Linked DNA regions of Mus musculus: regions 2 and 3 are each linked to region 1. A link is a loop called in an ENCODE intact Hi-C map of the cell type or tissue named here. Cell type or tissue: heart. All regions are shown on one strand. Links, peaks and the distances in the headings refer to the core of each region. The heading gives the core; the rest is flanking DNA. Region 1 holds the start of Nek4 (NIMA (never in mitosis gene a)-related expressed kinase 4). Region 2 holds the start of Gnl3 (guanine nucleotide binding protein-like 3 (nucleolar)). Region 3 holds the start of Spcs1 (signal peptidase complex subunit 1 homolog (S. cerevisiae)).

Region 1 (3,873 bases), core at 626-3,125:
GTCCATGTCTATAATCTCAGCACTCAGTAGGCAGAGCCAGGTGGATCTCTGAGTTCAAGGCCAGCCTGGTCTACAGAGTGAGTTCCAGAACAGCCAGGGCTACACAGAGAAACCCTGTCTCGAAAAACCAAATCAAATCAAAACAGCATAAATGGGGAAATATTTGCCATGAATGTTACGCTTTTGTTCAGTGCTAGCATTAAGGCCAGGGCCTTGCATGTGTGAGATAAGTTCTCTACGACTGACATCCGTCGGACCTGAGCCCACTCCAGGCCACAGTCGAGCAATCCACCCTTTCCTCTGCGTTTTATGACTTCTTTGACTCTGCGATCCCAACCACTTTGAAGGTTAAGGCAGAAGGGTCACTTATGCCCAGAACTTTGAAGCCCAACATGGACAACATAGTGATACGCTATCTCAAAAAAAGTATTACCAATGATTAAAAAGTGAACCTAACATACTATTAGACCAATTAAAGAGAGAGAAACTCCTTAATCTCTAAATTCTCCCTATAAACAAGCATTAAGAGAAAGCTTAAATGTGTATCTGTGAACTGAATAGGTGTATGGGACACATTAGATACTCATGACCCAATAAAGTTAAAGCATCATTGGTCCTCCACATAGGATGCCCTTCCCATTAAAAATAAAACCCTTTACAATCTACTATACTGCTCTCAAGCATCTCAAAGACCATGTACCCACTCCTTCAACAAACACATATATAAATGTTTCCTGAAGTGCAAATTACTGTTCAAAATGAAGGGTTATTGTTATAGCTAAACTCTCACTCTTAGCACAAATGTCCCATAGTTCCCTGGGGTGCCTACTCAATTAGCCTATGTGAAAGCTTGTGTTCTAGGCAGAGAATCTAGCATATGACACAAGGAGTGGGTCCTATACTTGAGGGGTGGCGGCTCTCTCAGCTTGTTGCTGCCACTGGCTTGGTAGAACTAAGAACTATGAAACATCGCTCATCAGTTTCATAATTGTGCCTGTTTGTGCACAACATTCTATGGCCACCCTGATAGCAAAGAATACTGAAGAACTGGTTCATTAGACTCTGGGTGATGGCATAAAGTAATTTACATAAAGGAGTAACATCAGATTTGAGTTTAAGAAAGATGTCTGCAAACCGGGCGGTGGTGGCGCATGTCTTTAATCCCAGCACTTGGGAGGCAGAGGCAGGCAGATTTCTGAGTTCGAGGCCAGCCTGGTCTACAAAGTGAGTTCCAGGACAGCCAGAACTATACAGAGTAACCCTGTCTCCAAACAAACAAACAAAAAGAAAGAAAGAAAGAAAGAAAGAAAGAAAGATGACTGCAGTAGAAGAGACAGGTTAGAGGGGAAAAAAAAGCAGGCAGCAGGAACTAGTTGGGGAGTGGGCATTTAGCCAGAAAGACTGGTGGCCTGTACTAGGGTGGAGATGCCGGTTTGACCTAGTGACAGGAATAGAACCAGCGTTGGGGACATTAAAGGTAATTGTTACCAGCTTAGGAAACTGCATGGCTGGTCAAGCTACTCACTGAAATAGGGTCCATGAGAAAGTGCTGGCGAGAAGATGCTGAGATGAGTTTTTAAGGAGTACAAACTACACAAGAGACAGGGCTTGCACGGTGGCCCTGAACTAGGCTTTGGGAACACATGGCCCCTGTTCTCAAGAAAATTTCAGGTGACAGGAGGTTTGCAGATAAAGAAAACTAATACCGAAGAATAGACAAAATCCGGGGCTCCTATTATAGGGGAAGTTGAGAAGCTGACCTCTTATCTGAGAAGAGTCCCTGCCCATCACTCCGGGCCTGTACATTTGAGGATGCCCTAGACGTATCCCTTCCCTCATCGCCCCGGCCAGGTCCCAAGTCCCCGACCTGCTTGCCGTCTCGCCGATGCTTCACGAGCGTCACCTCCCCGTAACTACCCCTGCCCACGACCCGCATGTAGCAGTATGCGGCCTGGGGCATGTTCCCGAAGGAGGCCTACAGTCGGGAAGCTGTGGCAGCGGCGCGTAAGGCTGCGGGAGGCCCCGCTCATGCCAGACGGGAGGTGAAGTACTCCATAAACGCGGCCCACCGCGGGCAGGAGCTTCGAGGCCCGGCCCACCCGGACGCCGCTACCATAGCGATACTGGCGGGGTAGTCCTGCGCATGCTCAGAGTTGGAAGACGCGCCATAGAGTCGACCTAGCGGTGGCCAGAGCTGCTCCTCGTGCTTGGGGGAGGACCTACCATCGAGCCGTCGCGGAAGCGGCCAGAGCGGTTCGGCAGCCCCGGAGGACCTGCCATAGAGCTTCGCTCCTGGAAGGCCAGAGCGACTCCCGAGCCGCACTTCCTGCGTTTTGGTTCTACATTTGCTCATTGAATCCTTTCTGGTTCTAAGCGAGTTACGCGTATGGTTCATTCGTTCTACAAATATTAACCGGCTATGTGCTTGGCTCACATTCAGTTAAAAGAGTGGCCAACTCTAGGCTTCACCAATGATGTTTGCTCTATTTGTTTTGTAGCGTGTCAGTATTCGGCCTGCCGTTTTGGTGCATTTGGTGAAGACGTCAATACACTTCATCCCTCAAAGTTTCAGCCTGCTTTACTGAGACTGGCAAAGATCTCTCACAGAATGATTGCAAACCCACCATCCTGAAAGGCTTGCCAGAACTTCACATGCTGCTTCCACGGAGCACCAAGGCCCCCTTTTAACGCCTGTCTGTGAATGCACAAGGCTGCGAAAAGAGCTACCTGCCTTGCCTGAAGAATTTACTTTTAAACAGGCGCACAGTTACTCATTATCCCTCTGTCCCGTTGAGATATATATGCATATGTCTTCTACAAGCCAGAAATGTTTTCCTCCAGGACAGAAAGCCCTTCCTTTGAAATGTAAATCATCAAAAAATTTTGGCGTCTGTTTCCCATTTTGTGTGGGAAGATATAATCCCATCTTCTATAATTGCCAACTAGTAAATTGTAATTGCTTTTACAATGACCAACTGTTATTATTTATTATTATTATTATGTTACTGTTGTTGAGATAAGATCTTCCTCTACAGCTCATCTTGCAATCCTACTCTTGTGTGTTGAGTTTACAGCCATGTAATAGTAACATGCTCCCAAACCTTTGTAATTTTTTTCATTTTTCTAAGGAATTCCGTTTCTCATTTCTCTATTTTCCTATTTTCCCTTCATTGTTTGTTGGTGCGTGTGTGAGTGTGCGTGTGTGTGTGTGTGTGTGTGTGTGTTTGTGTGCACGCGTGCGAGCGCGTGTCTTAGAAGAGGTCTCATGTCACCATGTAATCCAGGGTTTTAGAGATCGGCCTGGCTCCGCCTTGAGTGTAGAATTATAGGTGTGTGCCCCCATGCCCAGCCCTCATTCTCGTCTTAAAAGGCCCAGTTACCTCTGCACAGTTGAATGAAGCGCAACTTTCCCTGCTACTGTCAATAGTTACTACACAGCAGTCTGCCCCCTCTGCTCTAGCAAATGTTTGCTTTTGTTTATCTTTAGCAATATCACTAACTAGAATTCAATATTTATTTAAGGTTCCACTTTGTTTGGTTTTCTTTCTTCCTTCCTTCCTTCCTTTCTTTTTTTTTTTTTTTAAAGATTTATTATACGTAAGTACACTGTAGCTGTCTTCAGACACACCAGAAGAGGGCGCCAGATCTTGTTACAGATGGTTGTAAGCCACCATGTGGTTGCTGGGAATTAAACTCAGGACCTCTGGAAGAGTAGTCAGTGCTCTTAATTGCTGAGCCATCTCTCCAGCCCCTTGTTTGGTTTTCTTATGGAGAAGAAATTGGCATTCCGAAGAAATGTGCTGATCTTAAATGTGTAACAAGAGCATCTTGGCAGATGAAGTCACTCAAATATATTAAGATATAAACCAAGGG
Region 2 (3,873 bases), core at 899-3,398, 67 kb before region 1:
ACAACCATCTGTAATGGGAACTGATGCCCTCTTCTGGTGTGTCTGAAGACAGCTATGGTATACTCATATACATAAAATAAATATTAAAAAAAAAATATGGAACTGTGTAAGTACCTAGTATAGCCAAATACCTGACAACATACTTTTAGTATTCTGTGTTTTTTAGTAATATTCAGCATTGTAACAAATACTTAAAACAAAAATTGTGGTAATAAGTAGGCAATTACCATCCTACTTCTCACAGGAAAACCACCTTCACCACTGCCACTCAGAGCCTTTAATATTTACCTACTCCTTATGTTATCTTTTGTTGTTGTTGTTTTCTCTCCTTTTCTTTTTGCAACAGGGTCTCATCCATACCATATTAGTCTTGAACTCAGGGCTTGAATTTCTGAGCCTCCTGCCTCCACATGCTAAATGCTGGGATAGCATGTACCACCATGTCCAGTTTATGTAGTATACGGACCTGAACCCAGTGCTTCACAAATATACCAGATTCTCTACCAACTCAACTACAGTTCAACCCAACTATCTTTCCCATAAATGGAGTGATATAAAAATGAAGAGGTAACCAAGTCAGCACTCTCTTTCATGATGTCTGATGTCTTCCTAACAGTCTACTAGACGGGTCTATAGCATGGGGATTTGGGGAATGCACTAGTACTTGAGCTACGTTTCACACTCTAAGGTGCATCTGCACATACAGGTGTTACTGTTTTAATCCCAAACATGTCTTCAGCAGTTACTATCCTCACTTCCCCCACCCTCCAGCAGTGGCACACGCCTGTAAACCCAGCATTCAGGAGACTGAGGCGGGTGATCCAGAAGTCTGAGGTAAATCTAGCAGCAAAGTAAGGCCACTTCAAAGATAAACGAGGATACTTTCCAATCTTTCATTTTGGATCTTAAAAACTACTAAAGCAAAAGCTATGTTCCTCAACATCTGGAATCCAATATGCTTCTGAATTACTTTGGGGGGAAAAGCCTACTACCAAATGGGTTAAGAAAGAAACGTATAACCACTTTTTTGTTTTAATGGCAGGTCTCACTATGTAACCCAAGTACACTGGAACTTGCGATACTCCCAACTCAAGAGCTAGAACAGGTGTTTTCTACTGTGCCTGGCTCCTACAGTAAGTTTTGAAAAGTTTGGATTAAGATAGCATATTCCACCATACGCTTCTATAGTTAGTCCTCGAATTCCTACATCCGGTCTATTGTGTATTTGTCATTTGTTTTCCAGGAATTTTATATTTTTGTCCCCCCTTTGATATCAAATTTTCTTAAAATAAGACTCACTTCTTCAGAAAACAAAATTTTGAAACGGAAAATACTTTTAAAACCAGAAAATACAGTTTACAAAAACTCAACTCGTCGTGACGGTACAAATGAGAAGCTTAAGTACCTAGCCTGTAAATAAGTAAGTCTCTCTGACAAAAACAAAAAAATATTCCGTTTGGGCGATCATTGGGAAAGAAAAAAACAAAAACAAAAACTCAATAGGGAGTTTTTTGCCGAACGCACAAGAAACCAAAAAAAAAAAAAAAAAAAAAAAAAAAAAAAAAAAAAAAAAGAGGCCTTGAGAGGCGGAGGAAAAGAAGAGTTCGCCCGACCTGTCACTGGTTCTGGGGCTAAAGGAAACGTTGACAGCTTTGAAGGCGGCCCGCGACGGGCGGGAAAGAGCAGCGAAGGGAGTTTCCGGGCCCTGCTCTGCCTTTGTCCCGGCGGCAGGTGCGGCCGGGCTGCTGGGCCCTGTCCCGAGGCCCCGCCGCCGTGCCGTGCCGCGCCCCGCCCCGCGCCCTGCCCGACCAGCGCGTCCGCACCACGGGGCGGGGCCTCCGCCGCGACTCCCGCCCGCCCGCCCGCCCGCCCGGGCCGACACAAAGGCCCGGCAGCCGGCCGAGGAGGGGCGGCCCCGCCCGCCCCGGGCCCGGCCTTACCCCGCCGCTCCGCCGCCTGCAGCCCCGGCTGCGGTCCCCGACCGCCGAGCCCCGCCCCGTGGCCGCCACGGCTGCTAGCGCTCCTCTGGCCGCGGCCGTCTCTCCGGCACCCGCCGCCCTCACCGCCCTCACCCCTCCCAGTGCTGCCGTAAATCCAACCTGTGGCCGCCAGGCGAGCCCGGCTCGGCGCGACAGTGTATGTGTGTGCGCGCGCACTCGGCCCGGCCCCGACACACTTTCCGGCAGGTCCTGGAGCGCGTGACGTTGAACCGCAGTTCCAGTTCGCACGTGGCGCCCGAGAAGTCGTGGTGATCCCGAGACCTCCTCTGCTCCTGAAGCGTCCGCGGCCAGGATGAAGAGGCCTAGTGAGTGGGGTCGGGAGCGAAACGCGCGGGTGGTGCTTTGTGGCTGGAGGGAGAGGACTCTCCATAGGCCATTGATGAGTTCCGCGTAGATCTGATGCTTAGAAGGCCCAGACCCAAATTTGGCCTGTTGTATAGCAGGAGAGCTAAGCCCTTGAGAGGAAAACCGAGCCAGATTTCTGTGATTAACGTGTTTGAGCCTCTTTTCGAGCCTGCCGTTTTCCTAGAACTATTCAGAACCATGGTCTTTCGGCCTTGGTGGCACGCGCCCTAATCATGTACACGAAGGATGACGCAGTAAGATAGAAAGTTTGCAGCCAGCCTGGGCTGTATACTGAAACCATGGCTTAAAAATTAAAAAAAGAGCCTGGCCGTGTTGGCGCACGCCTTTAATCCCAGCACTTGGGAGGCAGAGGCAGGCGAATTTCTGAGATCGAGGCCAGCCTGGTCTACCAGGACAGCCAGGGCTACACAGAGAAACCCTGTCTCGAAAAAATAAAAATAAAGAAAGAAACCTTGATATTTGTAGTGCTTTCCTCTAGAAGCTGCTTCCATTGTGGGTCCACCGAGTCGAATTGACTGGCGTTGTGGTGTGATTTCCATTAAATACCCTGCATAACTTTGCAGGGACGGTTGAGGCAAGATCTATGTTGCCCGGGATAGCCTTATTGTTGTAGGCCCCCATGGCCTGATAAAACAATCTCTTGAGGGCCAGGAATATGGCTATAAACACTTGCCACTAAGCCTTACTGTCAAGAGTTCAAACTCATATGATAGGTAGAACTGACTCCTGGAAATTGCTTTCAGACCTACACACAAAATAAGTAAATGAAACATTTTGGGTATGGAGTGAAGACCCAGGGTTGTCCCAGCCCACGTGGCAGCTCCATGCTGTCTGTAGAAGGACAAGTGATGAAGCCCTCTTGTGGCTTCCTTTGCAAGAACACTACATGCACGTGGTTGGTCTGCTGACAAGAGAGGGCAAAACATCCATATAGGTGATGTGAGAAATTTAAAACACTCACTGCTCATGTGTGCAGTCTTTCTCTTTCTTTGTTTTGGCAGAGTTAAAGAAAGCGAGTAAACGTATGACCTGCCATAAGCGATATAAAATTCAAAAAAAGGTAAGTGTTCTGTGAGGCCCATAGCAAGTGGGGTGCTAACATGGCTTTCTTCATCTCTGTGGGGAAGGCTCTTGTCATGGTATAGGATTGGACAGACTGCAGCTGTGGGAAAGTACAGGGTAAACGAAAGCCTCAAGCTAGCACACTGGCATCTTTACAGAGAGCTGCAACACTTTTCTGTTTTTTGTGTACATGTTAATTCCCTGTATAGTTCCAGTTGAAGTTCTGCTTTTCTAGGGTGCTTCACATCCATTATAAATTGCGGATAGGCTGGCTTGTTCCCTAAGTTCTCAGTGCTTATGTATTTTTGTAGGGCGAGTTGTTTCTTTTGTATTAATACTGAGGATTGAACCAAGGCAAGTGCCTTCCGACCTCATAGAGCTGTTTTTAATAGGTCCGAGAACATCATCGAAAATTAAGGAAGGAAGCTAAAAAACGGGGTCACAA
Region 3 (3,873 bases), core at 862-3,361, 50 kb before region 1:
CAAGGAGTTAAATGAAAATGTAATTCTACTGCTGTATCCTGTCACCTAAGGCCATCCCTTCCAGAAATGCAGCAAGCATGTGACATTTGTGGAACAGTCCTGGATTTGCTAATCCAGGAGGAGTCCAGATCTCCAATAAAGAAGAGCTCTTACTGCAATCTTAATCATCACTAACATTAAATTCCAGAATATGGAAAAGCATGAGATTCCTATGGAGCTGTTGGGTCAAAAGGAACAAGGCAAAACCATTTTGTTTTTCCATCTTTTTATAGTTCAAATACTATATGGTCTGTAAAACAAACTCCCGTCCTATGAAGTGCACTGGTAGAGATACAACCCTGAGGAATGAGAGCCTATTCATATGTACTAAGGAAAGTGTAGGGAAGGAGAAAAGAAAAAAGACCCTTGAAGATTGTTGTAGTCTTTCATTGTACTGGCTCTAAGGTCCGAAGTGTCAAGGGGGTCTGTACTTTTCTGAATGGTGTCAAAGCACAAGAACACTTGGACATTTTCACACACTTAACTGGCTATGCCCCACTTGTCTTTCACGATCAGGAAACGTCCCCAAAGCCCAGGTTACACTTTCCAGAGCTCTATCACATAGGTGCTTTCCCCCCGCAGCTAATTCAATAGTCACATTACTGGAGTGATGTGGACATCTTCCTTGACACACTCCAAGTTTCCAAGTTCTAAGTCACAACTGTGCTAATCAAAATTAACTAACTAACTAATGGGTTGGTAGCTCCATGGATGTGTAGATGCTGGCATCGGCTACTCACCTCCCAGTCTAGAGTGTCTAGCATCTCGCCATCTGTGCCTGACTGCATGCACAGCAGAGTCCACAGAGGCAGCGGGCCCCAGAGGATGGGATCCCCAGAATGGTCTGTCTGAATTCGGCACCCCATCTAGCTCAGTCATGAGGGAAGGGCTCACGCTTTGAAATACACAACCCTTGAAAGACAGGGTTAAGGGAACCCCTTGGCTGGTCTTTTTTTTTTTTTTTTTTTGGTTTTTCGAGACGGGTTTTCTCTGTATAGCCCTGGCTGTCCTGGAGCTCACTTTGTAGACCAGGCTGGCCTCGAACTCAGAAATCCACCTGCCTCTGCCTCCCGAGTGCTGGGATTAAAGGCGTGCGCCACCACGCCCGGCCCTTGGCTGGTCTTTACCAAGAGGGACTGGCCTGGGAATGAGCCATGGAAACCGGCAACCAAAAAGTTAGGCCGAATTTGGGACCCTCTACATAGGGGCACGGAAGCTCAATCCACGAGATGTGGGGCGACTTGGGCCTCGCAGCTCTTCTCCGAGGCAGTCTCCTTTCCCTGGAGAATGTGGCTTCGTTATCTTCCCTAACTCTAGAGATCATTAGTAGCCTCCTTACGCTTAGGAGTGATGGGGACGTGGTGAGGCGCTCCGGGGATCCCGCCACGCACTGACAGGTCAGGTTAGAGCCGCGTCAGACGAATCGTCGCCTTCCGAGGCTGGGCGCAGTCGCCCTTACCTGCGCTGGGAGGAGTGGCCGCCGCCCACGCCCCAGCCCGCCCCGCCAGCTCAGCGCTCGCTCCGCAGGCCCCAGGCCCCGGCCCACCGCCGGGCCGTCCGCGTCCGCTGCTCTCTGGCCGTGGCCCACTGGCCGGCGAGCTCTGCAGCAGCCACGTAGGGCCACAACCCCTAGTTTGACTGTGCCTCCCTCTGCCAGAAAGCCAGGCGCAGCAGGCGCCACGGGGCAGCCCCGTCGCCCGGGTCCTCCCCGAGTAAAGGCCGTCGCTATGGAGACGTGGAGCGCGCCGGCGGCCGTTAAACTGGGGAGGCGCAGCCCGCAAGTGATTCCTGCCGCAATTACAGCTCCGGGCGGCCAGGAGCGCTGACCGGTGCACGATGCTCCGGCCAGGTCGCTGCCCCAGCCCTCGTGAGCAGTGTACAGGGTTCTAGGAAAGCTAAGAGACGTACCTCCCTTGTCGATGGCGCGGGGCGGGGCCAGGGGTTGTCCGTGCCCCTCGGAGACATCCGCTTCCGGGGCCACGGCCGAAGTGAAACGCTCGGCTGGTCGGCCTTGCTCTCGATATCGACCCCCGCAAACTTTACTCCTTAATAATCGGCTACGTCCGTTTCGTTGTCGGTATCGGTCTTCAGCAACCATGCTGGAACACCTGAGTTCGCTGCCCACCCAGATGGTGAGGGCGCGCGTCCCCGATCCCCCGCACTTCTCTTTGGAGCCTAGCGACTTCTAAGCCCCTCACCCTCACCGGAGCCACTCCTAAGATTGGCTTCACTTTCCCTTCTCTTCCCCAGAATAGATCCCCTTTCCCGTGGTCTGTTAAGATGCCCAAGTTTCCCTGGGAAATTACATGTTTGCTTCCTTACTCTCGGGCCCTCCTGGTGTTGAATGCTGCCTTATGCCAACGCTGAGTTCCCTACGAGAATTGCAGTCCTTTGGCAGTAGGACCAACTCGTCCTCTTCTTTTTCGTCCCTAGGATTACAAGGGGCAGAAACTAGCTGAACAGATGTTTCAGGGGATCATTCTTTTTTCTGCAGTAAGTATTGCATTACTTTTAATTCTTAACCCCGCCTCTCTTGGTTTGAGTGCATTTTATATACTTTGTTTCTTTTCAGATAGTTGGGTTTATCTACGGGTACGTGGCTGAACAGTTTGGGTGGACTGTCTACATAGTTATGGCCGGATTTGCTTTCTCCTGTTTGGTAAGCTATTTGTGGTATTTGCGTATTAGCAGTAGCGTAAGTTTTCTGACTCAGGAGACTTGGTTGGACCTACCAGTGAGAACCAGAATCACCTCTTTGTTCGTCTTTCCCATTAATGTTTCTGTTCTCTATTATTTGAAAAGTAGAATGTTAAGTTGTGTCCGATGGCCTGCGCTACATAAAGGTGTAGAGCTTTCTAATTGTCTTTTGCATCTCCTCTAGGCAGTAAAATGAATATGCCAGGGGCTTCGCTTTGCTCACGCAGCCTTCATATTTCTTTTAGTTCTTAAAACTTGTATGTGTAAACACTTAAGGCTTGTTCTCACTCCCTGACATATTTTGTCTCATTAGTTTGTTAATCTTTAGCATGGTGGTTATTTGGGGATCAGACATACTAAATGATCATTTAGACCTTGAATGGAAATAAATGCTACCTTTTCTCTGTTCTGATCTAGCTGACACTTCCTCCATGGCCTATCTACCGCCGCCATCCCCTAAAGTGGTTACCTGTTCAAGACTTAGGCACAGAAGACAAGAAATCAGGGGACAGAAAAATTAAGAGGCATGCTAAAAATAACTGATTGGGACTTTCATGATTCAGCACCTGCTTTTGTTTCCTGTGAGATGAGCTGAATTGCTTTCATAAGCAAAACATGAGCTTAAACCGCCTATGTTCTTATAGCACAGCTGTGTCGAGATCTAATTGTCATGGCTTCATTTCTAATCCAAATGTATTTTAAGTTATGACTATTTTATACCATCTCTTCATAAGCTTGTTATGGAGAACAGGAGATACAAGTATGCAATGCTTCTTTCCCGTGTGTATAATGAATAAACACTTCATAACTTGTACTACATTTGTTTTCTTTTTGCAGTGGGTTCTCACTATGTAGACTATGCTGTCTCCAAGTTCAAAATCCTGCCCTACCTTCCCAAAGTGCTGGGAATACAGGCATATGCTACCACGCCTGGCATATGGAAAGCCCTAATTTATTTATTTATTCATTTAAAGATTTATTTATTATTACACATAAGTACACTGTATGACTGTAGCTGTCTTCAGACATGCCAGAAGAGGATGTCAGATCCCATTAGGGGTGGTTGTGAGCCACCATTTGGTTGCTGGGATTTAAACTCAGAAGAGCAGTCAGTGCTCTTATCCACTGAGCCATCTC

The links. A loop is a pair of places that touch in the nucleus more often than their neighbours do. Peaks named below come from ENCODE experiments on the same cell type or tissue, not always from the same donor. Only the 100,000 strongest peaks of a DNase experiment are listed, where the experiment ranks them.
Region 2: a loop joins it to region 1, with 11 times the contacts of the local background. A loop is called at or near these places in 7 of 42 quality-filtered maps.
Region 3: a loop joins it to region 1, with 4 times the contacts of the local background. A loop is called at or near these places in 7 of 42 quality-filtered maps.

What each region holds. Positions count from the first base shown.
Region 1 is chr14:30,949,713-30,953,585 of GRCm38, reverse strand. Nek4 (NIMA (never in mitosis gene a)-related expressed kinase 4) reads right to left here and starts at 2,209. Exons shown (of 15, transcript NM_011849.3): 1 at 1,868-2,209. The coding sequence starts at 1,960. It overlaps Gm41121 (a long non-coding RNA gene), which reads left to right and starts at 2,152. Exons shown (of 2, transcript XR_874490.3): 1 at 2,152-2,384; 2 at 2,499-3,154. In heart, for the core only: a CTCF peak has its summit at 2,186; a DNase peak (open chromatin) is centred at 2,165; H3K4me3 peaks cover 1,710 bases; H3K27ac peaks cover 1,300 bases.
Region 2 is chr14:31,017,361-31,021,233 of GRCm38, reverse strand. It overlaps Gnl3 (guanine nucleotide binding protein-like 3 (nucleolar)), which reads left to right and starts at 2,103. Exons shown (of 15, transcript NM_153547.6): 1 at 2,103-2,305; 2 at 3,368-3,426; 3 at 3,821-3,873. The coding sequence starts at 2,293. It overlaps Pbrm1 (polybromo 1), which reads right to left and starts at 2,096. Exons shown (of 33, transcript NM_001081251.1): 1 at 1,941-2,096. RefSeq lists an enhancer at 1,365-1,393. In heart, for the core only: CTCF peaks have their summits at 2,109 and 3,230 (motif pointing left); a DNase peak (open chromatin) is centred at 2,123; H3K4me3 peaks cover 2,500 bases; H3K27ac peaks cover 2,500 bases.
Region 3 is chr14:30,999,503-31,003,375 of GRCm38, reverse strand. It overlaps Spcs1 (signal peptidase complex subunit 1 homolog (S. cerevisiae)), which reads left to right and starts at 1,710. Exons shown (of 4, transcript NM_026911.3): 1 at 1,710-2,171; 2 at 2,473-2,532; 3 at 2,612-2,698; 4 at 3,154-3,550. The coding sequence starts at 1,959. The coding sequence ends at 3,279. Glt8d1 (glycosyltransferase 8 domain containing 1) reads right to left here and starts at 1,943. Exons shown (of 10, transcript NM_029626.2): 1 at 1,379-1,943. In heart, for the core only: a CTCF peak has its summit at 2,359; DNase peaks (open chromatin) are centred at 1,735 and 1,975; H3K4me3 peaks cover 2,295 bases; H3K27ac peaks cover 1,539 bases.